Linked DNA regions of Homo sapiens: all the other regions are linked to region 2. Evidence: chromatin loops called from intact Hi-C (ENCODE). Cell type or tissue: endothelial cell of umbilical vein. All regions are shown on one strand. Region 1 overlaps HNRNPLL (heterogeneous nuclear ribonucleoprotein L like). Region 2 holds the start of LOC105374470 (a long non-coding RNA gene). Region 3 has its middle 20 kb from the start of LINC02613. Region 4 overlaps ATL2 (atlastin GTPase 2).

Region 1 (8,000 bases), 250 kb after region 2:
GCTGTTTCATAATAAGCTAGTAACACAGACACTTAATTTTTGTAATGAATAGAGGAACATCACAGTAAGGGAAACTTCAGTTGGTATCATATGTAGTCTGGGCATATGATATTGGGACATAAACTTAAAGCATAAGATATTCTTTAGATTTAATTAGACATTTTGTATTTTAAATATAGACTTATTAATATATAGTAATATATTTATAATATTCGGTGTTGGGAAAACATGTAACTAATCTAGTGTAGGTACTCTGTTTTTTGTTATATCTCTGGTGTGTAACAATGCAGCTGTGTAAATTATAGATGCTCAAGAAATTTCTTGATAGTTGAATAATTACTCCTAAGTAGGTATTTAGATTCTTAGATGACTCAGGCGTCTTGTTTAGTGACATGTAACTGTATGGTCTTCCTTGGGTCTTTTCTTTATGGCCATTGTCCCTTGAAAAATGAGTACCAGAGTTGTTCTAATATTATCTCTTAATACATATTTATTACTATAACACAAGTGATTATAATATTAAACATTTCAGTGTCACATTTGGAAAAAATATTCATTGATTATAGTTTTGGTTTATTAATTTTATATCATCAGAAGTTATTTTAGTCACCTGTTAAGAAAATAAAAATTGAGGATTCATTTAGGACATAAAATAGGTGACAGTGCTTTCCAAATGTTCCATTGGAACTTCTTTAATGTGGGTGTATTGTGTAGGTGAAGAAATACCTTAAGATTTATTAAAGTATAATAATTTTAGGCCAGCATGGTGGCTCATACCTATAATCTTAGTTCTTTAGGAGACTGAGGTAGTAGGATCCCTTGAGCTCAGGAGTTTGAGACAGCCTGGACAACATAGTGAGACTCTGTCTCTACAAAAAACGAAAAAATTAACCTTGTGTGGTGGTGCATGCCTTGAAGTCTCAGCTACTCGGGAGGCTGAGGCGGGAGATCGTTTCAGCCTGGGAAGTCAGGGCTGTAGGGAACTGTGATCGTGCCACTGCACTCTAGCCTAGGCAACAGTGTGAGACCCTGTCTCAAGAAAAAAGTAATAATTTTAAGAATTAATTTTATTAATCAATAGAAATGACATCTTGACAGTTGATAGTTTTTAGGTAAAACAAAACGAAGTATAGCTTTAATGTTTTTTCAGATGTAAAGTGTGAAGAAATCTTTTTCTTTTCCTTCATAGGATGTTTTATATACTGTATGCAACCCTGTTGGCAAAGTGCAACGTATTGTTATATTCAAGAGAAATGGGATACAAGCAATGGTTGAATATCCTTTATTTGTAAATTTTTATTGATGTGTAATTCATACGGATCTTATTTTTTCTGGCTTAAGCATTTCTAGACAAGTGGTGTTTACTTTGTCCTCTCACAAAAATCTACGTGACTTAGCTTTAAAAAATGAAACTGCAGTACTCATAGGGAATTTTACTATTTATGATAAGAATAACTTGCTACCAGAAAGCAATCTAGTGCTTCCTTTTTAAGCTGTTAAATAACACTATTTGAAGATATGTACACTTGTACTATTTTGGAATTTATCCTAAGTGAACTTTTCTGACTCCCTCTTAAAGTAGTTTGGAAGTACCAAAACTTTAGAGTCAGTAAAATCTTACCTTTTTTTATTGAACCTTTAAAATGGTAATGGTTTATGTAAAAACTTCTTTATGTTAAATTTGTCACACATTGAGTAAGAAGAGCAAGTTACAAAATAGTATAGATAATACACTTTCCCCCAAGCTGGACCCATCTTAAATAATAATAATAAAGAGAAAACCCCAACCTACGTGTGCATGTGTATGCATAGAAGAAGGTAGGGATATACAGCAAACGCTTTAATAGTGCTTACTTCTGGCAAGGGACTTATGTTTTATCTTTGTTTTTTTACCTTATATACCTTTGTGATTTTATTTTTTTAAGATTATGGACTTAAGTAATTTTTTTAAAAACTGATAAAATTTTAGATAGAGTATTATAAAACTATGCCTTCTCAGAAATATGTAAAAATCATGTATTTGTTTTGTATTACTTTGGCTCTTTGTAATGTTCTTCTTAAAGAGTAAAATCTTTTCTGTTTCAAGGTTGCAAGTTGTCCTTTGCTAGGGAATGGGACCATGCTCCATTATCTCCTCTGCTTTCCGATTTATAAAGTACTAATGATGACCTAAAAGAATTAAGGTAGATAGTTCGGTTGTATTATGTTTTCTTTGGTACCCTTGATTTTTTTTTTTTTTTTAAGATGGAGTTTTGCTTTTTGTTGCCCAGGGTGGTCAAGTGATTCCCGTGTCTCAGCCTCCCAAGTAGCTGGGATGACAGGCACCTGCCACCACACCCAGCTAATTTTTGTATTTTTAGTAGAGATGGGGCTTCACCATGTTGGCCAGGCTGGTCTCGAACTCCTGAGCTCAGGCTGTTCACCTGGTTCAGCCTCCCAAAGTGCTGGGATTACAGGCGTGAGCAACTGTGCCCAGCCACCCTTGATCTTAAAAATAAATTCTCCTGGCCAGGCGCAGTGACTCACGTCTGTGATCCCAGCACTTTGGGAGGCCGAGGCGGGCGGATCACGAAGTCAAGAGATCGAGACAATCCTGGTCAACATGGTGAAACCCCGTATCTACTAAAAAAATTAAAAATTAGCCGGGTGCGGTGGCACACACCTGTAGTCCCAGCTACTTGGGAGGCTGAGGCAGGAGAATTGCTTGAACCCGGGAGGTGGAGGTTGCATTGAGCCCAGGTCGCGCCACTGCACTCCTGGTGATAGAGCAAGACTCCGTCTCAAAAACAAAACAAAACAAAAAATTCTCTTAAAATTCATCCTGAAATTGGTAAAACATTTCCAGAAGTAAAAGAGCTACTTCTGATTATTTTCAATCCTGTCCTTTGGGAGTGAATAATGATTAAGTATCAGATACCTTAAACCGAATTTCCTTAATAGAGCTTATGTTTGAATCAGTCCTTTGTGCCCAGAAAGCTAAAGCAGCACTCAATGGAGCTGATATATATGCTGGATGTTGCACACTAAAAATTGAATATGCACGGGTAAATATTTTTTTCAACACCCTACCCAAGAAATATTTATGCTTTGGATATGCAGTTTGAACTTACATTATTTTCAATCTTAACAGCCAACTCGTCTAAATGTTATTAGGAATGACAATGACAGTTGGGACTACACTAAACCATATTTGGGAAGACGAGGTAGGTATTTTATACATTTTAGAATGTACTTGATCTGCTGACAAATTTTTATATGCAGTTAGATTCTTTTTTCCTGAGATGAGCTAGTTAATTCAAATGAAAACCTTGTTGATGAATGCTTTTGTTGCAAAAGGCCATGTAATGCTGGAAAATAACCTTGAACATTAGTGCCCCCTACTGGTATGTACTGAGCTATTTATATTTAGTTCAACAAGGAGCCCACACATTCAGGCACGCCCGCAGTTCAAGGACTTGCATTTCTCCAAGCAGCTCTCTCTCTTTGGAGGAGAGGAAACTGATTCAGAATATTCCTTACAAACTGCAAACTTGCACACTGCTTCTCTATGGAAAGGACTTTCCCCCAAGCTGGACGAGGCATTAAGAAGGATAGAGGACTCCAGCAGGCTGACTCTACACTTCATCATGCACAACATCGGCATCAGCAAAAAGCCCTCTGAAAAACTCAGACTCGCAATTCACCTTGACTGCATACTGCATGCACCATCACCCCAAGTTTTTAAAGGAGGACACTTAACAGTACTTCAGAATTGCATGGGATGAACACCATGATAGACTGTGCCCATTTATACAAGTTGTATGTATATATTGGTCTGATTTCCCTTAAGGTTTCAGTTGTAGAATTTAAGACTTTCCACTAACGGAAACTAGACTTCATCTGCAATGTTGTAAATCTTAATGCCCATTACTGTGACTGTGTGCAGCTTAGATTCAAATTGTTAATTGGCAAATAACCAGGACCAGTTTATTAACAGGTCTTGGGAATTGATAATGCTCAACCAATCCACACAGATAGAAAAATAAAAGGATTAGAAAGGTGCACACTTGCTGCATTGTTTACTTTTTAAATTTTTTGTTTTTTTCTCAATTGTGGTCACTGAACAGAAATTCTAACATAATGAAAAGGTGCATTATATGTGAAAGACGTTCTTCTGTGTGGTTTGATTTTTGTAAAGTGGCTGTTTATAAGTTGTCACTTTTTGTAACAATTTAAGGTTATCACTGTCAATTTGTGTAACTAGAAATTTTGACATTTCAAATGTAGGTGAAAGTAACATGTCTGTTCAAGATAGAATATCTTTAAACTTGATAAATCTGAAAATAAGAGCATTTCATTTGGGATGCATCTTCACCTATAAGTGCTAGATTTCGTGAGGATAAATTTGACTGATAAAATTGTTCAACTAACTGTGTGGCAATTCTGGAATATACAAATTAAAATGTGGATCTTGTAAAAACAAGGGGGCTGCAGTATTGGCTACATCTTAACTACAATATCAGTGTTTGAACTACAGGGTGGAAAAGCTCAAGATGAGTATGTCTGTAAAAGTCAGTAACTAGAAAAAAATTTTATGGCATACAAAATACCTTGGGGAGTGGGTACTCTATAGTGCATGTACTCTAGCAAAAAGAAAAAGACAATGTGATGATTGATCTTTTGCATGTTTGCATATTTAGGACTTTTAGATGATTGGCTCCTTTAACTCTCAATTCCCAGGAAATCATCTTGCCTTATGCATGAAATTGCAAATAGGTTTGTTTTGTAATGCAGCTTTGGCTAGACCCCATGTTTTTCACTACTTATGGAAATCTGCCTGGCCTTGGGTTGGTACAGTTGATGTCAGTATTAGAAAGCACATCCTTAGCACTGAAACAACCGGACAAGTGGTTGATGAGAAATGTCTCACTTCTGTCAATTTACAGTTATTGACCACTCGGTTTTGTTTTTTTAAAAAAATCTCATTTGAAATAGTTGTGGTTACATTTTTCTCAGGGGCTCTTTAAACAGGTGTAGATAAGCTTATTTTAATAGTGTTTACATCTATTCTTTTAAAGGGTCTGATGTTTACACAAAGCCAGCTGAGGTTAGTTCTTCATATAATTCTAGTCAGATAAGTTTAGAAATGTATAAGGTATATATGTGAATAGTGAAATATAATTAAAGCACGTAAAACGTTTTTAGTTTATGCTTTGAAGGAAAATTTTTTGTTTTCTAATTCCTTACAGATATTTGTCTTGCGAGACCATAACAGTTTATGTTTTTGTTTCTGTAGAGCTCTTAGCTTGCACTCAAATTGATAGCTATTGAAACTGTTAGGTTGCTATCCCCAAATAAAGACCTTCATAACATTTTTTTTTTTAACCAAAAAAAATAAAAACTTTTTTAAAAACATACCCTCACTTTTTTCAAAGCCCTTTTCAGCTTGAATTACATTTTAGTGTAAAGAATCCCTAACCAGGACGCCAGGGAACCCCTCCAGAAATCTTAGAACCTGTAGTAGATAGGTGCATCTTTTTGGGGAGAATGTTCACAGCTTCCATCAGATCATTTGACTCTAGGAAAGCTTACCACTGTTTAGAAACTGATATATTTAGGGTTCAACTTTCTGCTCACTTCTGTTTTACGTGACCTGTTACGCAGTGAATACTTCAAATGAAGTGAATTATTATTAATTTTTTAATTATTTTATTTTATTTTATTATTATTATACTTTAAGTTTTAGGGTACATGTGCACAATGTGCAGGTTAGTTACATATGTATACATGTGCCATGCTGGTGTGCTGCACCCATTAACTCGTCATTTAGAAGTGAATTATTAATGAGAATGTTTGGCTGAAAGATAGCTTGGAAGATAATCTACTCTAACTCCTTCATTTATGAATGAAAATTGTTTCTGTGACTATACAGCAAATTAGTGGTTTAAGTTGGAATCGTCTGATTCCCAACCCAGTTCTCTTTCCTTTATAGCACACTGTTAACTGTATCAATAAAACTGAGTCATGAAGACATTATGGTTGTTGTGGTTTTAAGATTCCTAGGTCAGATAAGGATTTGTATTTAGTGTTTGATGGCGTATGCTTAAGCAGAGGAACATTAACAGAATGGATTAGTAGGCTAGATTGGCTCAAAAGGAGTGAGACTTGCGTGATGAGAGACGTTAGAAGCCATGTGGTAGAAGGAACTGTGAATGTTAGGATTGAAGAAGAAATGACTTTGGGGAAATGGGGTCGGGGGGACAGTCATAATAACTTCTTGAGCATTTAGAAGAGGTTTTGGCCAACGACTAAGTCTGTAAGGCCCTAAATGGGGTAGAATATGGGTAGAGGATCAATTTCTATACAATATAAAAATTCATTTTCTCACAATTTAGGGCTATCTGGAAATCTTATTATTGGTTTTGGGTAAGCAGAAGCTAAATGGTCCCAACTTACAGAGATGATGTAAAGAGAATTTTTACATTGAGTAAAAGTTAAACTAGATGGCCTCAGTCCCTTTCAATGCCACAATAACTTGGAATAGGTGATTAAAACTCTACTTCTCTAGACTGAAGTGAAAATTAAAGTATTTCTCATCTCCCATAAACCTCATTTGTTTAGGTGACTAAGGATATAGGTAAAGGCTCTCTGAATTTTCAAGGATTAGAATGACCAGAGTCTTGAGATACATATTTTTAAAAATCTTATTGGGCACTGTAATTTCATCAGCAAACTTTCTAAAAGTATTGTATAATGATTTTTAAAATTTACTAACATAGGAGGTGCTATTTTAGAAACTTATAAATAATTTTTTTGTTGATGTCTCTAATTAGATTTGGGAAAATTGGCATGCCTTTTCTGAAAACGTAGCTAGAATAAAAATTATCCTTTAGAGTATTGTAGTATTCTCATCCAATAATGTAGCCCCCTTGGTTAGCTTTATCTTGGCATCTTTAAAGTTTGGGGTTGCTCATAGTCCTACCTGGTGTTATGGTCAATAGACAATGACCTATTCATGATATAATATGAGTCAGTGATGTGAACATTTTCAGCTCTCAAGTCAGGTGTTTGTAAATATGTGCATATACTTATAAAATACTCTGTGTTTACTGATTGTGAAACCATGTAATACAGGTTGTTGTTGGCTTATGCTGAAACTTCTTGAAAGAAGCCCACTTTGAAAATGTGTTGCTGTTGAAGCTAATAGTATGATTCAGGTACTGTCTTTCAAAAGTACTGCACTTAAAGCTTGTTTTAAAGACATGTATTGGTAAAAACTTCTGTACAGTGTCAAACTTCTAGCATTGTGTACATTCACTTTCTGAAAAGTATCCATTCTTCCTTAAATTTGAAAGTGTGATTGTATTTGGCATTTGCCAAAAAGATATATTCAAGTTAAGTGGAATTTGTTAGATGGAATTAATTTTTTACACTCTTGGTGTTGTGTTTAAATTGGATATGAATGGATGTTTAAAGTTAACCAGGAATCGTATTTCTTTTATGAATTGTTGTATTGGATGTTTTGAATGGGTGTTTCCCATCTGAGAACTCCATTAAGTACTTGGGTCAAAATTGTTAAAACCATGTTTCTACTTTTGTGTCAGATAGAGGAAAGGGTCGCCAGAGACAAGCCATTTTGGGAGAACACCCTTCTTCGTTTAGACATGATGGCTATGGTAAGTTGTCAAGGTAGAAAGAAGGTAGTATAGATGAACTGTTTGACTTGCTGCATTTCTGATGAAGTATGGCACATTTCTTGTCTATTTTTCCTGCGTATCTGCCTCGGTTTATATGGGATCAGTCCCTTGTAATGTACTCCCAGGAGTTGTCCAAAATTTGTTTTCTTAGGATAATGATTTAAAAAAAATCCTTGAGATAAGTGAGAGCTACTAGTTGGGGATTGAATACTTTTTTGCCATTATATTTTGGTTTGGTTTTGATTTTTAATGGGTTCTGGCTTGTAAGAGGACCAGAAAGAAGAATTATTGTTCAGTAAGTGTATTTTCTTTCATTCCAGCAAT
Region 2 (8,000 bases):
GCACTTTGGGAGGCTGAGGCAGGAGGACTGCCTTAGCCTGGGAGTTCGAGACCAGCCTGGGCAACACAGCAAGACCCCATGTCTACAAAAAATAAAATTAAATTAACCAGGTATGGTGGTGCATGCCTGCAGTCCCAGCCTCTCAGGAGGCTGAGATCGGAGGATCACTTGAGCCTGGGAGGTCGAGGCTGCAGTGAGCTGTGATCACACCACTGCATTCCAGCCTGGGTGACAGAGCAAGACCCTGTCTCTAAATAAAGAAAAGAAAAAAGTTCATTTCAGTACATTAAATGTTAATATCTGTGCTATTAAACCAACACTCACCTAATTCACAGGCATATTGTATATGGTATAAATATACAATAAAATACATCAACAAGGTATAAATATCCTTCTCATTTTTACCTTTCTTTCTTTCAGGGGTTAGCAAGTCAGTCATCAAAACAATGTCCATCATGGATTTTGAAAAGGTGAATCTTGAATTAATAGAGGCCTTATTAGAGTGGATTGTGGATGGAAAGCACTCCTACCCTCCAGGTAACTGCTTCTTTATTAAGGCTTGAATGACAATTGAAACACTTAGTCCTTGGCTAAATGGGAGTCTATTCATGAGTGCTTGAATTACATGCAGACTCTGCACACAGGCTACAAGGCAGTGGGGTTAAGAATACAGGCTTTGCAGTCTGATAAACTTCCCAGCTCTGCTATTCAGGAATCTTGAAACCTTGAATAAAGTCTTTATCTTTTTTTTTTTTTGAGACGGGGTTTTGCTCTTGTTGCCCAGGCTGGAGTGCAATGGCGTGACCTTAGCTTACTGCAATCTCCGCCTCCCGGGTTCAAGCGATTCTCCTGCCTCAGCCTCCTGAGTAGCTGGGATTACAAGCATGTGCCACCACACCTGGCTAATTTTGTATTTTTTAGTAGAGACAGGTTTTCTCCCTGTTGGCCAGGCTGGTCTCGAACTCCTGATCTCAGGTGATCCGCCTGCCTCGGCCTCCCAAAGTGCTGGGATTATTGGCGTGAGCCACCGTGCCCGGCCTAGTCCTATCTTTTCTATGCTTCAATTTCCTTGTTGTAAAATGAAGACAGTAATAAATCCTGTTATGTAAAACTATTTTGGGGATTAAAAGAAACCATATGTAAGACACTTAGCACAGTATAGTTAAGGCTCAGTAGATACTACCCCTAATACTGATGACATTATAATTATAATAATACATGCCAGGTGCAATGGCTCACACTTGTAATCCCAGCACTTTGAGAGGCCAAGGAAGGTGAATCATTTGAGTCCAGGAGTTTGAGATCAGCCTGGAAAACATAGTGAAACCCCATCTCTACAAAAAAGTGCAAAAATTAGTCAGGCGTGGTGGCACATGCCTGTAGTCCCAGCAAGGGGTTGGAGTGGGAGGATTGCCTTAGCCTGAGAGGTGGAAGCTGCCATGAGCCATGATCGCACCACTGCACTCCAGCTTAGGCAACAGAGCAAGACCCTGTCTCAAAAAAACAGAAAAAAACCACACACCACATTTTGTATGTCATATGTATTACATACTGTATTCTCTTTTGTTTCTTTTTTTTTTTTTTTTTTTTTTGAGACAGGGTCTCACTCTCTTGCCCAGGCTGGAGTGTGCAGTGGCATGATGTCAGCTCACTGTAACCTCTTCCTCCTGGGTTCAAGCAGTCCTCTGGCCTCAGCTTCCCAAGTAGCTGGGACTACAGGTGTGCACCTCCACGCCTGGCTAATTTTTGTATTTTTAGTAGAGACAGGGTTTTGCCATGTTGGCCAGTCTGGTCTTGAACTCCTGACCTCACATGATCCACCCACCTTGGCCTCCCAAAGTGCTGGGATTACAGGCGTGAGCCACTGCACCTGGTGTACATACTGTATTCTTACAGTAAAGTAAACTAAAGAAAAGAAAATGTTATTTAAAAAGTCATAAGGAAGAGAAAATATATTTACTATTCATTAAGTGGAAGCAGATTATCATAAAGGTCTTCATCTTTGTTGCCTTCACATTCAGTAGGCTGAGGAGGAGGAAGAGGAGGGATTCCTCTTGCTGTCTCGGGTGGCAGAGGTGGAAGAAGTGGAAGGGGAGGCAGAAGAGGCAGGCACGCTCATTGCAACATTAAGGAAACATATTGTAATTTCTGTCTGACTTTGCTCTTTCATTTCTCTAAAAATGTTTCTATATAGTACCAATCCTTCCCCTGTTTGCTTTGGTTTCAGTGCTCTATCATAGAATGGTCCACGTCATAATAGAAGTTAAAAGCAGTCTTGAGTCTTTCTGCCAGACTGTCTAATGTCAATGTGTTTGCTGGCACTGCTGCTTCTTTTACATCTTCTTCCTCATTGTCTGGCACTGGTTCAGAAGCACTCATCTCCATCAAGTCATCTTCTGTTAATTCCCCTGGTGTGGTGTTGGCTAGCTCTTGAATTTCTCCAAGATCCATATCTTGAAATCATTCACCACTGCCACCATCTCCCCACCTTTATTCCATATCCATAGTCTCTTTTATGATTTTCTCACTTGTCTTATAAATCCTGTGAGGTCATGCACATCTGGACACAGCTTTGTCCAGCATCAGTTTATCGTTTTAGGCTTGATGGCTTTCGCACTTTTTCAATAACAACCGTGGCATCTTCAATGAAGTAATCCTTCCAGACTTTCATGATGTTCTCTCTATCAGAATTCTCTTTCGTAGCATTGACAGTCCTTTCCATAGAGTACCTGTATAATGAGCCTTAAAGGTCCTCATGAACTCCGCATATAGAGGCTAAATTAGAGACATATTTAGGGAAAAGTAGATCACTTCAGTGTCTTTGGTGTTGAACTCATGGGGTTCTGGGTGGCCAGTGGCACTGTCCAGTATGAAAAGAACTTTGGCAAGGTGCTTCCTGATTCCAGGGACAAAGCATTGATGGAACCAGTCCAGAAAAGGGGTTCCCATTGGCCAGCCTTTCTTGTACAACCAGAACACTGGCAGCTGGTGTTTCTTCTTTCTGTTCAAGGCCAGGGGTTAACTTTATAGACAGGGCAGTGCTGATCATGAACCCAACTACATTTGCACAAAAGAGTAGATTTAGCCTATCCCTTCCTGCCTTAAATCCTGGTACTCACTTCTCTTCCTTACTAATAAATGTCCTTTGTGGCATTTTTTTTCCAGAAGAGGGCGCTTTCATCAGTTATTTGGAACCTTTTCAGGCAGATACATTTCTCCTCAATGATTTTCTTAATGGCATCTGGGAACTCATTATCTGCTGCCTCTTGGTCAGCAGAAGCTGCTGCTTCTGTTATCTTGATATTTTAAAAGCCAAACCTCTTTCTAAAATTGTCAAACTATCCTTTGCTGGCATTAAATTTCCCAGCTTTAGATCCTTCCCTTCCGTTTGCTTTAAGTTGCTTTGCTTTTTCTTGACTCATACAGGTATGCCTTATAGCAATCTTGCTCCCACATAAAAACTGCATTTTCAATGAGATAAAAAGGTATTTCTCAAAAAGCGTAAGATTTTCACACCTGCTGGCATAGCTGCAGTGACAGCTTCACAAATCTCTTTTTCTTCTTTCACAATGGCCCTTACTCTGGATTCATTTATCTGGAAATGGCAGGCAACCACGGTTATAGACCTCCATCTGCGGAACATATTGAGCAATTCACCTTTTGCTTGTGATGTCATGACTTTTCTCTGCTTCTCGGGAGTACTTACAGCATCACTAGTGGCACTTCGTATAGCCATGATGTTATTCAAGGTTTACTGTATTCCACTAAACACAATGAAAAATGCACAAGAACCACAGAGATCACTTTTTACTATAATATACAATATTCTGACAAAACAAATGACTTACTTGGAGATGATTAGTGTCACAATACATTTTTTTAAGTCGATTCTCACAACACTTGAGCTCACTGCAGTAGCAACAGGAGGTGGCTACAAAATCATTTTTTAAATAAAGTTATTACAGTAGTATACTGTATTATATAGTTCATTGTATGCAGTTTTGATTTAATACCACTTTTTTTTTTTTTTTTTTTTGAGATGGAGTTTTGCTCTTGTTGACCAGGCTGGAGTGCAATGGTGTGATCTCGGCTCACCGCAACCTCCGCTTCCCAGGTTCAAGCAATTCTCCTGCCTCAGCCTCCCAAGTAGCTGGGATTACAGGCATGCGCCACCACACCCGGCTAATTTTGTATTTTTTTAGTAGAGATGGAGTTTCACCGTGTTGGTCAGGCTGGTCTCGAACTCCCAACCTCAGGTGATCTACCCACCTCAGCCTCCCAAAGTGCTGGGATTACAGGCATGAGCCACCATGCCCGGCCTGATTTAATACTGCATTTTTACATTTGTTCACATTTCTCTAGATGCAAATGGCGCCAGGTATGGTCCATAAGTATGTGTGTGTGAGTTTTGATTATTTTAACCTTTTATAATAGGTTTGTGTGTATTTTATGATATAAATAATAAAATAGGCTAGTATCTATATATGTCTTATGCATTCATGACATATCTCTTTCTTAATTTTTTTTCATATTTCTAGGCTATGCAGTTTGTGTGCTAGTTTTTTTCAAATTGTCACAAATCTCCAAAAATTTTCCAATATATTCATTGAAAGAAAATTGCCAATGAGTAGACCCATGCAGTGCAAACCTATGTTGTTCAAGGATCAACTGAACACTTATTATAGTTAAACACTATTACTACTACTGTACTAAACACAGAGCAATCACTACTTTACTCACTGTCTTCCCATCCCGGTAGCCTTCTTAACCTCACTTGCAGTCCCTTATCCCTAGAATGAATACTCCAAATCTTCTCTTAACTAAATCCTTTATTTTCTTCAGGTTTCTCCTCAATTTACCTCTACAGACCACCCTATCTGTTGTCTTGCCCCAATCCCCTTACTCTATCCTAATATCTAAAAATAGGCCGGGTGCTGTGGCTCACACCTGTAGTCCCAGCACTTTGGGAGGCCGAGGCAGGCGGATCACCTGAGGTCAGGAGTTCGAGACCAGCCTGGCCAACATGGAGAAACACCATCTCTACTAAAAATACAAAAATTAGCTGGGCATGGTGGCGGGTACCTGTAATCCCAGCTACACAGGAGGCTGAGGCAGGAGAATCTCTTGAACCCAGGAGGCGGAGGTTGCAGTGAGCCAAGATCGCGCCACCGCACTCCAGCCTGGGCTACAAGAGCAAGACTCCACCTCAAAAAAAAATAAAAGAATTCATTTTCATTGTAGCACTTAACACTGTCTGAAATTGGAGTTTTGCATACTTCAGTAGGATATAAGCTCCTTAAGAGTAGAGATTTCGGCCAGGCACAGTGGCTCACCACCAAGCAACAACAGCAAAACTCCGTCTCAGAAAAAAAAAAAAAAAAAAAAAGAATAGACATTTCTTGTTCACCACTGTATTTCTCAGACCCTAGAACAGTGCCTACAGCATTTAGGTACCGAGTAAATATTTGTTGCATGAATAAATGAATGTAATGATTAAATGGAATAATAGATCAAAAAATTACTTTATGTTGGTTGGGCATGGTAGCTCATGCCTGAAATGCCAGCACTTTGGGAGGCCGAGGTGGGTGGATCACCTAAAGTCAGGAGTTCGAGACCAGCCTAGCCAACATGGCAAAACCCCATCTCTACTAAAAATTAGCCAGACATGGTGATGGGCACCTGTAATCCCAGCTACTTGGGAGGCTGAGGCAGGAGAGTTGCTTGAACCCAGGATGTGGAGATTGCAGTGAACCAAGATTGCGCCACTTCACTCCAACCTGGGTAACAGAGCAAGACTCTGTCTCTAAAAAAAAAAATATATATATATATATATATTAATCTATGTGATCATAAAGAACTTAAGAGAAATGAGAATGGCTGCTCTCTTCTGCTTACACTTTAATCATTATGTGGTTTTCTTTTCTTTTTTTTGAGACAGAGTCTCTGTCACCCAGGCAATGGAGGTGCAGTGGCGCAATCTCGGCTCTGCAACTTCCGCCTCCTGGGTTCAAGCAATTGTCCTGCCTCAGCCTCCCGTGTAGCTGGGACTACAGGCATGTGCCACCACACCCAGCTAATTTTTGTATTTTTAGTAGAGACGGGGTTTCACAGTGTTGGCCAAGCTGGTATTGAATTCCTGACTCAGATGATCTGCCCGTGTTGGCCTCCCATAGTGCTGGGACTACAGGCGTGAGCCACTGCACCCGGCCCGCTGTGTGGTTGTCTAAAGAGACTTGTGAGCCATATAAAATTATTTAAATGCCTTATTTTTACTTGGCAAGTAGTGAGTGTTGGCTAATACAGTATCACTTCACTGGACTGTATATCTTGTTTCTTTTTCGTGTGTGTGTGACAGTCTTGCTCTGTCGCCCAGGCTGGAGTGCAGTGGTGGGATCTCAGCTCACTGCAACCTCTGCCTCCCAGGTTGAAGCAATTCTCCTATCTCAGCCTCCTGAGTAACTGGGACTACAGGTGTGCACCACCATGTCCCCCAGCTAATTTTTGTAATTTTTTTTTTTTTTTTGAGATGAAGTCTCACTCTGGAGTGCGATGGTGTGATCTCAGCTCACTGCAACCTCCGCCTCCCGGGTTCAAGTGATTCTCCTGCCTCAGCCTCCCGAGTAGCTGGGATTACAGGTGCACGCCACCATGCCCGGCTAATTTTTTTGTTTTTTTAGTAGAGACAGGGTTTCACTATGTTGACCAGGCTGGTCTGGAACTCCTGACCTCAGGTGATCCGCCCGCTTTGGCCTCCCAAAGTGCTGGGATTACAGGCGTGAGCCACCATGCCCAGCCTATGTCATTTCATTCCAAAGGAGAAGACTATTACTGAAAAAAATCAAGCATAGCAAAAAAATCAGAAATGAAGAAGAAATGTTAGAAAATTACCTAAATTTTGTAATCCCAGCTAGTCGGGAGGCTGAGGCAGGAGAATCGCTTGAACCCAGGAGGCAGAGGTTGCAGCAAGCCAAAATCCCTCCATTGCACTCCAGCCTGGCAGCCTGGGGGACAAGAGCGAGACTTCGTCTCAAAAAAAAAAAAAAAAGAAATAAAGAAAGAAAATTACCTAAATTTAAAGCAGAGTTGATATAGTGACTAGGAAGTCAGTGACATATGTGACATATCTGTGAACATTAAAGATATCCCAGACAGATGAGGCACATAAAAATATAGACAAAAATTTTTTCAATCCATATATAATAGTATGTTTCATCGTTGTTTAATGTTGTGGCTTTTTTTTTCCTTTGTATTTTTCTTTTTGCTTATCTTTTAATAAATAATTTTTTTAATTTTTCTTTTTGAGACAGAGTTTCACTTTGTCACTCAGGCTAGAGTGCAGTGGCATGATCACGGGTCACTGCAGCCCCAACTTCCTGGCTTAAGCAATCCTACAACCTCCCTCAGCCTCTCGAGCCCTACTAAATTTTTAATTTTTTGTAGAGATGGTGTCTCCCTTGTGTTGCCCAGACTGGTTTCAAACTCCTAGGCTCAAGCAGTCTTCCCACTTCAGCCTCTCAAAGTGCTGTAATTACAGGCATGAACCACCACACCTGACCTCAATAAAATTTTGTGGCATTTTAGCAGAGGATCATGGGGTATGTAATGGAAAGAACATGGATCTGATGCCAGAAACCCTAGGTTTGTGTCCAAGCTCCATGCTTACTAACTCTGTGACCTGAGTCTGAAGTTACTGAGTCACTAGTAGGGGTACTAGTAGCCTTCTTTTTTTTTTTTTTATTGAGACGGAGTCTCACTCTGTGGCCCAGGGTGAAGTGCAATGGCATGGTCTCGGCTCACTGCAACCTCCACTTCCTGGGTTCAAGTGATTCTCGTGCCTCCAGCCTCCCAAGTAGCTGGGATTACAGGCATGCACCACCATGCCAGGCTAATTTTTGTATTTTTAGTAGAGATGGGGTTTCACCATGTTGGTCAGGCTAGTCTTGAACTCTTGACCTCAGGTGATCCACCCACCTCAGCCTCCTAAAGTGCTGGGATTACAG
Region 3 (8,000 bases), 300 kb after region 2:
AATATGGAATGATATATACACCAGCATGCTAATACTGGTTACTTTAAGAGAGTATAATTGGACAGGGGAGGAGAAAAAATATATACATTATATATATATTATATATGATAATATATTATAAAATATGTGTCAATATTATATATGAGATATATTTTTATATATTTTTATTATATATAATATATTAGCTTTCTATAATTAAGTTTATTTAAATTGTTATGAGTGTGTATTATAATTTTTTTTTTTTTTTTTTTGCCCAGGCTGGAGTGCAGTGGTGCGATTTTGGCTCACTGCAGCCTTGAACTCCTGGGCTCAAGCAATCCTCCTGCCTCAGCCTCCCTAGTAGTTCGGACTACAGGCATGAGCCACCATATCTGGCTTGTGTATTGTAATTTTTAAGAGTGCTTTTGTAAAATAAAAAAAGCATAACCTTTGTTTTCTCAGCCTCCCCAGTCTGTGGTTGTATGCTGGATCACATTATGGTTATAACCTATGTCTCCTCTGCGGTATGCTCAGGTTCCCTGTAAAACTCATCCAGTGATTTCAAGGCCTTTTCGCCCACCCTGTTTTTCCTCCTTGGCTCACCTGCTGCTGGAGAAGCCCTGGGAGGGAGTGGCCTCCCATGACACTCAGGCACGTAACCCCCCTGAAGGGGGTGCGGTTTGTGCTTGGGGCTCTGCCAGAGTACAAAATGGCATCATGTTCCCTAGACTCCCAAAGTCCCCTCAGTGTCCTAGTTCTTCAGGAAGGGGCAATGCCTTTCATCCCCCTCACCTGTCACACTTTAATGGGTGGTTACAAAATTGGAGCTGCTTGGGCTCCTCATGCATGTCAGCTCCTCTAGGCTGGTCCCATCTCTCCAGAAGTGCCTGGGTCCCTTCACGCAAGCTCAGCCTCTAGGGGGCATGTCCACGTACATTAGTGCTAATTGTGTGGTAGAGGCAGAAATTCAGTGAAGGGAAAGACGGGGCTTTTTTAGAAGACTTGGGGTTTACACAGGACCATGGGGAGGTATGGAGATGGGGTACATCAAATGTGGAAACCTTAACACCAGCAACATCAAGAAGGGGGAAGGCAACAGTAAAAACATGGAAGGCCAGGTGCGGTGGCTCACACCTGTAATCCCAGCACTTTGGGAGGTCGAGGCGGGTGGATCATGAGGTCAAGAGATCGAGACCATCCTGGCCAAAATGGTGAAACCCCGCCTCTACTAAAAATACAAAAATTAGCTGGGCATGGTAGCGTGCACCTGTAGTCCCAGCTACTCAGGAGGCTGAGGCAGGAGAATCGCTTGAACCCGGGGGGTGGAGGTTGCAGTGAGCTGAGATCGTGCCACTGCACTCCAGCCTGGGCAATAGAGTGAGACTCTGTCTCAAAACCCCCCCAAAAATCATACAGTTGAATAAGAACAACTATTTCCCTGGTTTCTGTCTTTCTCCTGTCTCAAAGGCCTCTTAATGTATTATTAGGCAGGGATGTGTGTGTATTAGTATCTTAAGTAAATAATTTAACATGTTAACAACATTCCTTGAGGAAATAAATGTGCTTAAATTTTTAGTATGCATGGGACTTGGCACTGGTGTAAAGACACTTTGAGTAGACAGTGGTTCACCTGCAGTATTGGCCATATATCCTAGAGCCTTCAAGTGTCTGGAGAAGTGATTTCCTTCTTAAAATGGATAGATCCTCCTCTGAGTGCAGGAATCTGACTAATTACAAGAATCTCCTTCCCTGGAGTGATCATTCAACCTGGGATGTGTCACTGCAGATAAAAGAACACCCCGTAGATTCTCACTAGAAGAGAACCAGTGGCTGAGCGTAATGTTCCCTTCCTCAGGGAGAACATATTTCTTCAGAAGGGGAAATGCTTTTCAGGCAAATAAATCACTGCTCCAAATTTTTCATAACTGATTCAATATACAGTTCCAACTTCTGTGTCAAATGCTGGTTTGGAAAAGATTTCCAGTGTCATGGGAAATCTATGGACTGAAGAATATAACATTGTGCATGAAGGAAGTATCAAACATTGAGCTTTAAAAAATACTTCATAATCGTCAAGTATTTACAAATGAAATTATAGGTAATCTCAGATTTGCTTTAACATAGCCTAGCTGAGTGGAAGAGGGGTCCTGGGGTATAGATAAAACGGAATTGACAATGTGTTAATTATTGAAACTGCGTGATGTGCCCATGTGGGTTTATTATACTGTTTTCTCAACTTTTGTAAATGTTTGAAAATTTCCATATAAAAAGTTAACAGGCCGGGAGCGGTGGCTAACGCCTGTAATCCCAGCACTTTGGCAGGCTGAGGCAGGTGGATCATCTGAGGTCTGGAGTTCAAGACCAGCCTGGCCAACATAGTGAAACCCTGTCTCTACTAAAAATACAAAAAATTAGCTGGGCATGGTGGCAGGCACCTGTAATCCCAGCCACTCGGGAGGCTGAGGCAGGAGAATCGCTTGAACCCGGGAGACTGCAGCCTCGGCAACAAGAGTGAAACTCCATCTCAAAAAAAAAAGGCCGGGTGCTGTGGCTCACACCTGTAATCCCAGCACTTTGAGTGGCCTAGGCGGGTGGATCACAAGGTCAGGAGTTCAAGACCGGCCTGGCCAACGCGGTGAAACCCCATCTCTACTAAAAATACAGAAATTAGCTGGGCATGGTGGCGGGCGCCTGTAATCCCAGCTAGTTGGAAGGCTGAGGCAGGAGAATTGCTTGAAACCAGAACACGGAGTTTGCAGTGAGCCGAGATCATGCCACTGTCCTCCAGCCCGGGGGAAAGAGAGATACTCCATCTCAAAAATAAATTAAAAAAAAAAAAAAAGGTTAAACCCCAATAGTGTCTTTCTTTTGAGTGAAAATGTTTTTAAAAATTAATAATTCATAGAACTTGCATAACGAATAAATATATAAATGCATAAAATATAGCTAACACTGGTGCTTACTATGTACTAGGCATATATGTTATATATGTACATAATTTTGTATATTATACATGCATATGATTATATGCATACATACATTTATATGCACTTACATTAAATATGTAAAACACACACGTATAAATATATATGGTGTATCAACTCATTTAATTCCTGTCAACAATTCATGACGTGAGTTCTAAGTAAATTATTTGCATGTGCAGATGAGGTAATGGGGTTATATACGGGGTTAAATAACGCACCCAAGGTCATTAAACAGGATTTGAACTCAGCAATTTTGGCTCCAGAACTCATGCTCCCCGCTGCCTGTATCCATGCGGGTCTGTATTGTCGCCAACAACTTTCCCCACCACAGTTTAACTTTTTTTTTTTTTTTTTTTTTTTTTGAGACGGAGTCTTGCTCTGTTGCCCAGGCCGGAGTGGAGCGGTGTGATCTCGGCTCACTGCAACCTCCGCTCCCAGGTTCAAGCGATTCTCCTGCCTCGGCCTCTTGAGTAGCTGGGATTACAGGTGCACGCCACCAAGCCCGGCTAATTTTTGTATTTTTTGTAGAGACGGGGTTTCAGACGCGCCCAGCCCACAGTTTAATTTTTATTTTTGAATTGATTTGGGAGTGGGGGGTGGGGTGGAAACTTTTTTTTTTTTAACTGTCCGGCAATTTTGCTGAAGCTACCTGTCCAGGTTGGCCCCGGGGCGTGCCTCTTGGCACCGAACTGGGGCGCCTGAGCCTCGGCAGTGCGGGCGGTGGGTCGGCTCGGGTGACCGGTTACCCCCGGTCTTGGGTCCTTTGCACCGCGGCGATCCGACCGCCTCAGAGCGGCGCGCAGGTAGCCGTGTGGCGCCACCTGGTGGCCGGAGCCCCAGACTCGATCCACAGCAGCGCGCGCCCGGGCCTTCGCGGTGGGAACGCAACCCTGGCTAACAGAACTGCGACCGCTCCGCGCACTCCCGGGGCGTGGTTGAGGACAAAGCCAAAGCCCAGGGTGGCGGGGAGGAGGTGGGCGGCCACAACCCCAAGGGAGATGGGCCTTGGACCTTAGCCTGGAGGATCTTCTCCGCTAAGGAGGGAGACCCAGGAGGCTCGCTCGCGGTCCGCGCAGCCCAGGCCTGCCACCCTGACCGCGCCTCCTCGGAGCCCGCAGCTCCACCTTTGATCAAGTGGGAATTAACTTGAGAAAGGGGTGCTGCCTAAGGACTTTTAAAACGAACTCTTTAACATTTCCAAGTACTTACCCTTCATGTATGTGTGTACATAATCTATGTCTATTTCTTTATATCATCACTTATTTCCAGAAAGGGTATGAAAGCTGGAATGACGTCATATAATGCCATTTTTTTTTCCCTCACGACAGCCCTCTTACGCTTGTGAAGAACGCATGTGCTGACCCCCAGAGCCTGGTCCTGCCGAGCTGCTCCCTGGTGCTGGGGAAAGGTGGCACAACTGTAGAGACAGAAGAGTATTTTGGGGGCCTGGCAGGGGGCAGAGTGTTCACGGTGGTCCAGAAGGTGCAGCCGCATCAGGGCAGGAGGCTGGGAACCGCTTTCTCTCGCCCATAAACCTGCCAAGGAGATCTGGAAGGCCTGCGGAACGTCCTACCTGTACCAGGTGGGCCGGCGGGACTGCATTTGCTACCGGACCAAGAAGGCAAATCTCCCTGGTAGGTGCTCCCTTTCCTAGTGTCTGCACAGCTGCAAGCTAAGGAAGCTCTTCGCTGGGTCCTGCAGCATACAGGCCGCGGGTGAGGTGCAGTCGCCTCCTGTCACAGGCAGCAGGGCTTCCGTGCCACAGAGGGAGGGCAGCCCCTCCAAGGCAGGGCCTCACCCCTCATCCAGACCTGTCTGAACATTCTGCAACGAACGCCCAAGTCCATGGATGCTTCCCTGGCCAAGGCCTGGACCGGCCTCTCTTGGACTTTATGAGTACTGTGTTATTGTGCGTATGGGCACGCCTCCCCATAAAGGGTGAGGTCATCCACTGAGGAAGAAGAACATTTCTCAAAATTGCGCCTGAGATCTGAGCAGGGAAACTTGAGCAGGACTGAATCTCTAGGCAGCTACTACAGTGTTTCCCTCTGTGGGCATTTGATAGATATTTGGTGCTTGCTTCTCTTCTGCTCCCACATAAAACCTCAAGATTCCATCCTCCAAGGAGTCGGTTCCGCCTGTCACTTCACTCCAAGCTCAGCTTCAGAGATAAGGCTTCAGAAGAGAAATGCGTCTTCCCACATATGGCTCTGTTTTGAACTTAAAAACAGATTTGATGTGAGTACCTGCATACCATGGTGATAGGTGCCATAGAAATCAGAGGAAAGGCCGGGCACAGTGGCTCATGCCTGTAATCCCAGCACTTTGGGAAGCCGAGGTGGGCGGATCAGTTGAGACCAGCAGTTCAAGACCAGCCTGGTCAACCTGGTGAAACCCTGTCTCTACTAAAAATACAAAAACTAGCCGGGCATGGTGGCAGGCGTCTGTAATCCCAGCTACTCGGGAGGCTGAGGCAGGAGAATTGCTTGAATTCGGGAGGCGGAGGTTGCAGTGAGCCAATATCACACCACTGCACTCCAGCCTAGGTGACAGAGTGAGACTTCGTCTAAAAAAAACAAAAGAAAAAAAAAGAGGTAAAGCAGGGAGGTGGGACAGAGGAATGGTGGACCTAGAACATCAGGGGTTGGTTTGGAAGCAGCGTTTTGGTGACACTGATGCTTATTTTAAGCTGGCAGTGTTATTGATCATGTCCTCCCTGCACAGCCAGCCTCCCCCCTGGGAACACAAATGCTTTCTGCTTCCCTATGCACTATACTCTGGGGTCTTGAGAGGAGTGGAAACTGCATTCATCATGTAAGATACACATCAATGTCACTACTTTATTGTTGTTGCTGTTGTTGTTGAGACAGAGTCTCACTCTGTCACCCAGGAGTGCAGGAGTGCAGTGTTGTGATCTTGGCTCACTACAACCTCCACCTCCTGGGCTCAAACAATCCTCAAGCCTCGACCTCCCAAGTAGCTGGGACTACAGGCACGCAGCACCATGCCTGGTTAATTTTTGTGCTTTTAGTAGAGATGGGGTTTCACCATGTTGGCCAGGCTGGTCTCTAATTCTTGGTCTTAAGCGATCCACTGGCCTCAGCCTTCTAAAGTGCTGGGATTACAGGCATGAGTCACCACGCCCGGCTGACACTTTTCAACGTATTCATGCACATTACCTCCCTCATTTAATCCTATGCTAGGGCAGCTAGTATCACCCCTGCATTTCTGATGAATTTGAGGTTCAGAGACTGACTTGTCCAAAATCACAGAGCACGTGAGTGGCCACAGCTAACCTGAAGCCCCCTGTTCCCCTGACTCGGCTTCCTCATGTTGTGTAGCCGTGGAATTTTCAGGGTGCTGGACAGGCCTTCAGTGTATTTTGGGCAGTGTCATTCAGGATAGAAGGAGCTGTGTGGAGTGATTCAAATGCTCAGAGAAGCTGGTGCTTCTGCATGAAGACTGCAAGAAAATGGGATTGGCTGCAGAAGAATTTTGCTAATTTTATGTCTTGAGATACACGGACTCTACTTTCAAGATTGGCAGTCATTCCAAACAGCTCCTGGCCAGCATCAGTGAACTTCAGTACTCTCAGCTTCACTGGCCTGTGCAAATGCAAATACAGGTCCTGAGAATGGCTGCACAGCTGCCTACACCCTCCTCAAAGCATCACGGGACAGACAGCTCAGACCAAGCCAAAGGCAACGTGAAACACTGGGCATGCTTTCACTTCCTTTCTCCACTCTCCTGCACGCATGTCTGTCGTAGCTAACTGGTACGCCTGCGTGCCACGAAACTCCTTGTGTCTGAGCCTTCGCCTCTGCCTTCCCTCTCTCTCACCTGACCATTCATCTTCACTTTGCCAAATCTGACCTAGCCTTTGAGGCCCAGTTCAAATGTTCCCTCTCCAAAAAGGTTTTCTCTGATTCCCTGTCGCTGAAAGTTGAAAGTGATCTCTCCCTCCTCTGACACCACTAGCTTGAAAGAGGGTCTAAAGGTGAGAACGAAAGGTCTCTCCATTCCGAGAGACACCAGTAAGCCCCCAAAAGCTGGAGCCTGCCAAGCTCCCCTTGCCTTATAGGGGGAGTCCGAACTGGTTCCATGATTCCCCATTCAAGCTCTGAGGGTTGACAAAGGAGAGGGTGAGGTGGACTGGTCTTGGGGAGAGGGGTTATTCACTCTCTTTCTTGAAGCCAAGGAATGGGGTGGGGACCTAAGAGAATCATAAGGAAAACTAGAGGTGTTTGTAAGGAGAGTTGTGCTCCCAGATGGTTGTTTGCTTGGCCTTCGGGCTTGTCAATCTGCCCTAGGGCTGTGGAGAAGAGGATGGGAGGGAGATAGTGGGGAAGGGATATACTGCCTGGCAGAGAGGGCCCAGAACTGCTGCCTTGAGTTCTCAGCTCCTGAGGGCGTGCAGGATGGATCCATGCAAACTTGCTGTGCTGAGAGGAGACACTTGCCCTTTGCCTCTCTCTCTTCCTGCACCAGCACACACTGGAGGGCTGGCTCTACAGAGGGGAGAAGATGATGGGTAAAGAGATCAAGCCTAAGCTAGAGTCACAGACAGACCCAGTCTGCATGGGTAGACAGGGAGTTGATGAGACTTGAAGCTTCAGGATGCAAAGGACTGAGTCTTAAATCGGAAATAATCAAAGGTGGCTAGAAAGCTATGGAAGGTGGCAAAGATGTGATTAAGAAACCCTCTATTTGAGAAAAAAAAAAAGGATGGTCAGTCTGGATTAGTTGGGGGCAATTACATTAGGAGAAAAATCATGTTTTATCCCCAAGTAGTTGAGATTATTCAATCAACTATTTAGAATTTTTTTTTTTTTTTTTTTAGATGGAGTCTTGCTCTGTCACCCAGGCTGGGATACAGTGGCATGATCTCAGCTCACTGCAACCTCTGCCTCCCAAGTTCAAGTGATTTTCCTGCCTTAGCCTTCTGAGTAGCTGGGACTACAGGCACCTGCCACCATGCCCAGCTAATTTTTGTATTTTTAGTAGAGATGAGGTTTCACCATGTTGGCCAAGCTGGTC
Region 4 (8,000 bases), 520 kb after region 2:
ATTTTTTGGTTTCTTTTATTTCTTAATTGTGTTGTATTTTACATTTATCCTTGACTTTAACAGGATTCTCAAAGTTGGATTGGTGGAAACAATGAACCATTGACAGGCTTTACATGGCGAGGTGGCTGTGAAAGAGAAACAACAGGCATACAAGTTTGGAATGAAGTATTTGTGATTGACAGACCTAATGGAACTAAAGTAAAATTCTGTTTATACTTTTCTACCCTGTATTCTTTCTTGGGCTATTTTCCAGTATTAAAAATCAAAACAACACAGAACTATTAATGTTTGATAACTTTAACATACGGATTATTATGTCAAATGTATGAGATATAAGTACTTTTCTTGATTTAATTACTGCTTTTCAAATTTATCATTTGATTTTTTTTATAGTCATTTTTGGCAACTGTTTTACTAAATATTTTAAACTCTCAAATTCCTAGGTTGCTGTGCTGCTTATGGATACCCAGGGTGCCTTTGATAGCCAGTCAACTATCAAAGACTGTGCAACGGTGTTTGCTCTGAGCACTATGACTAGCTCTGTCCAGGTGAGACACAAGATTAAGTGGTGCGATCAGTTCACGTAATCATTTGGCCCCTTTTTTTTTTCTTTTTTGAGACAGAGTTTCACTCTTGTTGCCCAGGCTGGAGTACAGTGGCGTGATCTCGGCTCACTGCAACCTCTGCCTCCTGGGTTCATTCTCCTAACCCGAGTAGCTGAGATTACAGGCCCCCGCCACCATGCCCAGCTAATTTTTTTGTATTTTTAGTAGAGACGGGTTTCACCACGTTGGGCAGGCTGGTCTCGAACTCCTGACCTCAGGTGACCCGCCCACCTCGGCCTCCCCAAGTGCTGGGATTACAGGCGTGAGCCACTGAGCCTGGCATTTGCCCCTCTTGAAAATGCCTTTTTAATTTTTTTTGAGATGGATTCTCACTATGTTGCCCAGGTTGGAGTGCAGTGGCTATTCATGGGTGTGATCATGCACACTCTAGCTTTTGGGCTGAAGTGATCCTCCTGCCTCAGCCTCCTGAGTAGCTGGGACTGTCAGCATATGCCACCTTGTGCTGGCAAAATGCCTTTTGATTGAAGGGAAAAAAAAGGAAGCTATTTACATTTCTTGAGAGCTATTTACATTTCTTATTGGTTATTTACATTTCCATGCATGGTTTTCTGGCTTATGATGTGAAATTTTGTACTTTGGATAGTTACAAAGGATGCAATAAACCAACAACCAGTCTCTTTAGTTTTTCATTATGGAATACATACTTTTTTTTTTAAAGGAAAAGATATCACATGTTATCTGTAATTGAAATCAGATAGATGGCTACCAGACACAGTAATATGGAGAGTATATTTTTGTTTTTTTGGCTAAAACAAACAAAAAACCCAGGTAATTAAGCTTAGAAGTCTAGTTTTTTATTCTGTATCTATGACAAGTGGTACTCAGTTATTTGAACTAAAGGAGATAAAAGCAGAGTAATTACTTAATGTTTAATTTAGGAAACCCAGACAAGGCTTATGTAATAATAAACTGAGGATTTTTAGCACCTTCATTTAGGAAGGGATAAAATCCCTTCTCTTTTTCACTTATATTCAAATTGTGTTTGGTGTTCTATCCGGTTCTAGTTTCTTCAGGCTAGGCCATTTCTTTTCTGTATAATTTAGATGGATTGGACTGAATTAAACTACCACATGTCATTTGGTGTTTCTTTACTTTTTCTTTTCTGAGATCATCTGTGGCTGATACATCTCTGAAAAATGAATTATTGAAGTATGGCGGTTAGGCCCAGCTGGTGATGGTGTATCAAGAAGTATATTTGCAAATATTTTTTTAAAATGGGTATGTGATCCTCCCAAGATAAGAAATTGTTCTTATCAATGGTAGATCATAGGTGATGCTGTCACAGTGTCTTGGATTTTTTTATGCTTTCCAGTAATGTCTGGAACATATGACTCGTCTCTCTAAGCTCCCATTTTCCTCCTTCCTCAGTTTGAAGTACCTAGCCATCAGAGTGGAAAGAAGGTTGGCTGTTAACCTGAGCTAAAAGAAGAATACTCTTCAGCTTGGCTTCAGTTTATTATAGGGTTGGGATATTTGTCATTACCCACTAAGTGACGCTGGTGGGGACCCTCTAAGTCTCTTTTTTTCTCTGATCTTGCAAGATGGCACAGCTGTGATTCCCTTGAAGCAAGCAGAAGCCCCTCAGGTTAGCTGGCTCTAGAGGGAGTTCTCGAGTTCTCTGTCCTAAAACTTATCCCTTAGTCTTTTTTTGTTTATTTATTCAACTTTTTGATAGTAAGAGACCTGGTTTTAGACAGCCACTTAAAGCTGTGCAGCCACTTTGTTGTCTGTAAAATGAGTTTTACTCATCTTGCCTATCTTGGATGTGGTTGTTGTGTGCAGTCAGAAATGAGAGCTAAATGAGATAATGCATATGAAAGTGCTTTGTAAAGTATAAATAACCAAGAAGATTAAGATTATGATTATTTTCTTCCTTGCCTTTGGGTGGGGGGGGTAGTTTTCTTTCCTTATGTAAGATATCTGGCTGATAGATAAATGATAATTTGATCTTCTTGTCATTTATTCCTTCAACAAATACATACTGAGCACCTGTTACATACAAGACAGTATGCTAAGTACTAATGATCTAAGTTAAATAAATCTCTTTCTCTGTTTGCTGTTTGCAACCTGGCCCTGACAATGAAAGGATCCAGACCTATTTTCTAAAAGCAGAGGCCCACATAGGTTGGTCATGGTGTCAGGGTTTATGTTAAAATCTAAAGTTTAATCACCTCAGTCATCAATTACTTTTTAAATCCTTGTTTGGAATTAGTAGCTAAGAATATCATTTTAGGTTTGCTGGCCTAAATTGACTATATTCTTGACCTCCAAGTGGTTTAGCCAGAGTATCACTTATTTGCTCCTAGAACAGATTGTTCTCTCTTCGGAGTCACCCTGGTTCCTAAGATGTAAGTTATTTCTTAGCAGAGGTGATATTTGTTGATGGCCACTTTTCTCCTGTGGCAGTGTAGATTACTGTCTAAAGATCTGTCTTAGAATTAATGGATGAAAATCCCCGTTTCCTGAGGATACTTAGACCCTCCTTTATCAACTCTAGTCTCCTCCAAAAAATTCTGGAAAGGGCAAGAGTGCCACCTACTGTTACTTTTATTAGCTTCCACAGGCCAGTAAAATTGTCATGTTGAGTGTAAGTGAAAACTGATGAGTAAGTAAACTGAGGAGTGTGAGTAAAAAGAGAACCACACTAGAGTCAGTAGTAGTGGAGGTACCCCTGAGTAACTGTATACTCTGATTGTACCAGGGAAGAATTTATCTTTGTAAACTGTTGCCCCTTATATTCACTAATTTAGAAAAATGATGGTGGAAATAACCTACACTCTTTAAAAAATGATCGTATCTTAACATTAAAGAGCTTAGAGAAGGAGTACAAGAAACCTACTAGATACCACACTTGTTCTTCTACCACTTTTAGGCCATGAGTATACATATATTCATGCTTTTTGCATATTTTACCACCACTGCTTCTTCCTTAATATTCTATCTTGACTATTGTTAGGAAAAAAGAGAAAATCCTTTTCACATGTCAGTTGTCAAGATAGTAGTTAAATGATTCCTTTGCGCTGAGATACAAAATAACCTTTTTTCCACAAGTAAAGTTATACAGAAGCTGGGTATTCAGAACAAAACACTAATAAAAAACAAAATAAATTTTGTTTCAACAGGTATATAATCTGTCTCAGAATATTCAAGAAGATGATCTTCAACATTTGCAAGTACGTATTTCTTTTTTTAATTTTTATTTTTTGAGATGGAGTTTCGCTCTTGTTCCCCAGACTAGAGTACGGTGGCACAATCTTGGTTCACTGCAACCTCCCCCTCCCAAGTTCAAGGGATTCTCCTGCCTCAGCCTCCCAAGTAGCTGGCATTACAGGCATGTGCCACCATGCCTGGCTAATTTTGTATTTTTAGTGGAGATGAAGTTTCACCATGTTGGTCAGGCTGGTCTTGAACTTCTAACCTTGGGTGATCCGCCCGCCTCGGCCTCCCAAAGTGCTGGGATTACCCGGCGTGAGCCGCTGCGCCCGTCTGCGAGCACATATTTCTTAAAGAAAATGTGCCAACTATTGAAATTTAATTCTCACTTTATTATGAATTTACACTTGGAAGCCTATAATACTGGTAACACGATTGAATGTTATATGGGTTTAAACTGGTGTATGACTTCTTAACTGGAAGAAATTTTGTACATACCTAGTGTGTTAGAAAATTAAATGTTTGGCTTTGAAATGATTTTAAAGGTTCTGGTACCTGGAGCTTTGGTGTGGAACAGGTTTACACATGTCTTCTTTCAATCTCTTTAGAGGCATTATTTTAACTAACTCTATTTAATAGTTATTTACAGAGTATGGAAGACTTGCGATGGAAGAAATCTACCAGAAACCATTTCAGGTAAAAAAGTTATTCTAACATTTTAAAGATTAGCCTATGAGAAGTTGTGAAGCCACCTCAGTTTGTAATTTTGGAGACACCAGGATATTACAATAGACTCATTGCTAGCAACAGATTCAGTGCAATCGAAACTAACCTTTGGTAGTATCATCAGCATACTTATCAGTAGGCGAACAGGATAAATAGAATAAATGAATCTAGGCTAATTCTTAATGCTTTCACTTAGATTAAGGGGAGTAATGTTTCTCTTAACAGATGTTATTCTAAACTTAAGACAATAGGAAATATATGACAGTCATGCCATTTTTTTTTTATACGTGGTAACTACAGAATGTTACAGGTTTCTTTTTTGTGGTTTACTACAAGTTGAAATTAGTTCTGTTACTCTTTATTTTGGTTTCATATAGAAAAGTTCCAGATAGTTTATTTTTTGAAGCAAGTGTAATTTGTAAGTTGCCATTAATACTGTTTGGTGAGCTGCAGTTACAGTAGGAGAGCATGACTCTACCATGTTTGCTCCTAAGTGTGTGAAGCCTTTCCGGTATGACAGCATTGCTACTGATTGTTAATCTTAATGGGTTTACATTGATTCTGCCTCACTCTTGTCTGGCTAGTATGGTCACTTTTATTAAGTAGTTGAGCAGATGATGCCTTCGTTTTTGGATATATAGGTGAAATATACCCTATTTGGCCTATATCAGTTTTTTCTGAACTGGGATCATTTTGCCACCCAAGGGGACATTTGCTAATGTCTGGAGACATTTTTGGTTGTCACAGTTTTGTGGGAGAGCTTAGTGCCTCTTGGTATCTAGCATATAGAGGCCAGAAATATGGTTCAACGTTCTACAATACACAGGACAGCCACACACAACTAAGAATTAACTGACCCAAAATGTCAGCAGTGCTGACCCAAAATGTCAGCATTTGAGAAATCTAACCCTATATGAGTAAAAACATCCTCTGTGAGTGAAAATGTCCTTATTGACCCCAGATCTATAATCAGTCTAGATAGCCATCTAGAATTAGTTGGTCTTGTAGTTACACAACCATGATTTAAAATTATGATCCGTGTGTCCTGATACACCCATTTTTCATTTTTAAAGTCCTGTATTACTGCTTGTGGTGACTCTTTCTTTATATTTAGTGAAGTTCTTCAGTGGCAGCGATTGCTTGGTATAGGGCCTGAGAATGTTGTTTAAGTGGGTCCTTGATATAACCATGACCAGTACTGACCATTTAGTTACTATAACTTTTGATAAGGATTGTTTAGGAGAGTAAGAGAGGCTTCAATTGTTAAGAGTTGTGATTTTTTCGTAAATTTTCTTTATTGTAAAATAAACAATTTTTATTTTTTCTGTGTATAGACATTAATGTTTTTGATTCGAGATTGGAGCTATCCTTATGAACATTCATATGGTTTGGAAGGTGGAAAGCAATTTCTTGAAAAGAGATTACAGGTAAGACCCTAATGCTTAAAGAGGAGAACATAAGCACCAAGCTAGGCAAACGGGTGGGCTGTCCGGACTGCTGGTCACATTACCAGTATTTACGTGTCGTTGGAATAAAGTATTCCAGGTTAGCCCAAGTGACTCTGTTTGTAATTGATGAAAAGTAAAGTGGTTGCATTCCTACCAAAGAAGACAGTGTCCTTGAATCAAAATTAAGGATCATGATCCTTTATTCCTAAAGGTAGCCCCCCATGGAAGTACTTGTGTATTAGTCTGTTCTCACACAGCATAAAGAACTACTTGAGACTGGGTAATTTATGAAGAAAAGAGGTTTAATTGACTCACAGTTCCACAGGCTTAACAGGAAGCATGACTGGGAGGCCTCAGGAAACTTACAATCATGGCGGATGGTGAAGGGAAAAGCAAGCACCTTCTTTTTTTTTTTTTTTTTTTAAGACAGTCTCACACTATTGCCTGGGCTGGAGTGCAATGGCACGATCTTGGCTCACTGCAACCTCCGCTTCCCGGGTTCAAGCGATTCTCCTGCCTCAGCCTCCCGTAGCTGGGATTACAGGCGCCCGCCACCACGCCTGGCATATTTTTTGTATTTTTTAGCAGAGACGGGGTTTCACCATGTTGGCCAGGCTGGTCTTGAACTCCTGACCTTGTGATCGGCCTACCTCGGCCTCCCAAAGTGCTGGGATTACAGGCGTGAGCCACCGCACCCAGCCAGCAAGCACCTTCTTCACAAGATGGCAGGAGAGAGAGAGTGAAGGGGGAAGTGCCACATACTTTTTAACAACCAGATCTCGTGATAACTCACTCACTGTTAAAAGAACAGCAAGGGGGATTTCTGCTCCCATGAATCACCTCCAACCAGGCCCCTCCCCCGACACATGGGCATTACAATTTGAGATGAGATTTGGGTGGGGACATAGAGCCAAACCATATCAATTTGGGAAACCTGCAGGTCAGATACTTACAGGCTACCCATCTACTCACACACACAAAGGATACATAAAGACCCCTTTATTCATTAGGAGGGTGCTGTCTTTCATTGATAAGATTTTATTTGTCTATGGGAATGATGCATTTGGTTTCTCAACTGCATTAAAGACTTGGGGTATGATATAATTTTCTTTTAGTTTTAAAATGAGATTAAAACCAATTCAACATTCTTAGATTATTTGAAAGGCATTTCCAGACCCCACTTTTGGAAATAATTTCAGTCATCAGCATTTTCTGTTTCTGGTTTGTTCAGAAGAAATTAACACAAAGCACAATAGACATACTAACTAAACTCAGAATTATGTAACTCAAAGACAAGAAAGTTTTTAAACTTTTTATTGAAATGTTATACATATATTCAGAAAATTGCTCAAATCATAAGTGTGTAGCTTGATGAATTTATAAAAAATGAACATAGCCATTTAGCCAGCACCTAGAAGCACTCACCTCCATACAGCAACCTTCCCCCAAAACCCTCTACCAGTATCCTGACTTCTCACAGGCTTTGTTTTTGTACTTTATGTGGATGGAATCACATACAGAATGTATTTGAGTCTAGCTTTTTTTACCCAATATTATGTTTCTGAGGTTAATCCATGTTGCATATAGTTTAATTTATTTATTCTCATTGCTGTATAGTATCTATTGAATGAATAGACAACAGTTTTTCCATTCTGCTGTTGATGGGAGATTTAGGTAGTTTCCAGGTTTTAATTATAAATAGCGCATATTTTGTTAAAATTGTTTTCCAGAAGAGTGTTTAGGAGACTGTGTGAGTTATATTGGGATAAATGAGTAATTATCTAAAATGTTTCTAAGTTTAAGATTTTTTTCCCCCTAATACATGGCAGTTTCCCTTCTCAAAATTCTGGTAACTAGCATAAATCATAAATAATCATGTAGAGAGGGACCTGAAATTCTAACACATTTCTAAGGTCTTTGTACTGCACTGTAATTTTTTTTATCTTAGCTTTTACTTTGTTCAGGGGCTAAACTTTTTATTTGTAGGCAAATTTATACTTTTTTTTTTGTTTTGTTCTGTTTTGTTGCTGTTGTAAGTACTTTAAAG

Evidence for each region. Hi-C counts contacts between places; a loop is a spot of excess contacts. Peaks named below come from ENCODE experiments on the same cell type or tissue, not always from the same donor. Only the 100,000 strongest peaks of a DNase experiment are listed, where the experiment ranks them.
Region 1: it touches region 2 in a loop (22-fold over the local background); 12 of 110 quality-filtered maps call a loop at or near these places.
Region 3: a loop joins it to region 2, with 35 times the contacts of the local background. A loop is called at or near these places in 12 of 110 quality-filtered maps.
Region 4: it touches region 2 in a loop (16-fold over the local background); 2 of 110 quality-filtered maps call a loop at or near these places.

Annotation. Positions count from the first base shown.
Region 1 is chr2:38,577,116-38,585,115 of GRCh38, reverse strand. It overlaps HNRNPLL (heterogeneous nuclear ribonucleoprotein L like), which reads left to right. Exons shown (of 13, transcript NM_138394.4): 4 at 1,190-1,275; 5 at 2,948-3,044; 6 at 3,131-3,203; 7 at 7,584-7,655. Among named protein-coding and RNA genes, the nearest start is that of HNRNPLL, 22 kb to the left of the region's middle. In endothelial cell of umbilical vein, a CTCF peak has its summit at 3,398 (motif pointing left); a DNase peak (open chromatin) is centred at 3,365.
Region 2 is chr2:38,830,368-38,838,367 of GRCh38, reverse strand. It overlaps DHX57 (DExH-box helicase 57), which reads left to right. Exons shown (of 24, transcript NM_198963.3): 13 at 421-537. LOC105374470 (a long non-coding RNA gene) reads right to left here and starts at 1,998. Exons shown (of 3, transcript XR_001739419.2): 1 at 1,961-1,998. In endothelial cell of umbilical vein, a CTCF peak has its summit at 3,150 (motif pointing right); no DNase peak of the experiment used is centred here.
Region 3 is chr2:38,532,051-38,540,050 of GRCh38, reverse strand. No RefSeq gene overlaps it. Among named protein-coding and RNA genes, the nearest start is that of LINC02613, 20 kb to the right of the region's middle. RefSeq lists a silencer at 3,835-3,894 and enhancers at 3,478-4,088, 6,330-6,459. In endothelial cell of umbilical vein, a CTCF peak has its summit at 3,791 (motif pointing left); a DNase peak (open chromatin) is centred at 3,830; H3K4me3 peaks cover 654 bases.
Region 4 is chr2:38,311,083-38,319,082 of GRCh38, reverse strand. ATL2 (atlastin GTPase 2) reads left to right here. Exons shown (of 13, transcript NM_001135673.4): 3 at 64-198; 4 at 444-548; 5 at 3,749-3,799; 6 at 4,419-4,475; 7 at 5,840-5,932. Among named protein-coding and RNA genes, the nearest start is that of ATL2, 62 kb to the left of the region's middle. In endothelial cell of umbilical vein, a CTCF peak has its summit at 3,181 (motif pointing left); a DNase peak (open chromatin) is centred at 3,152.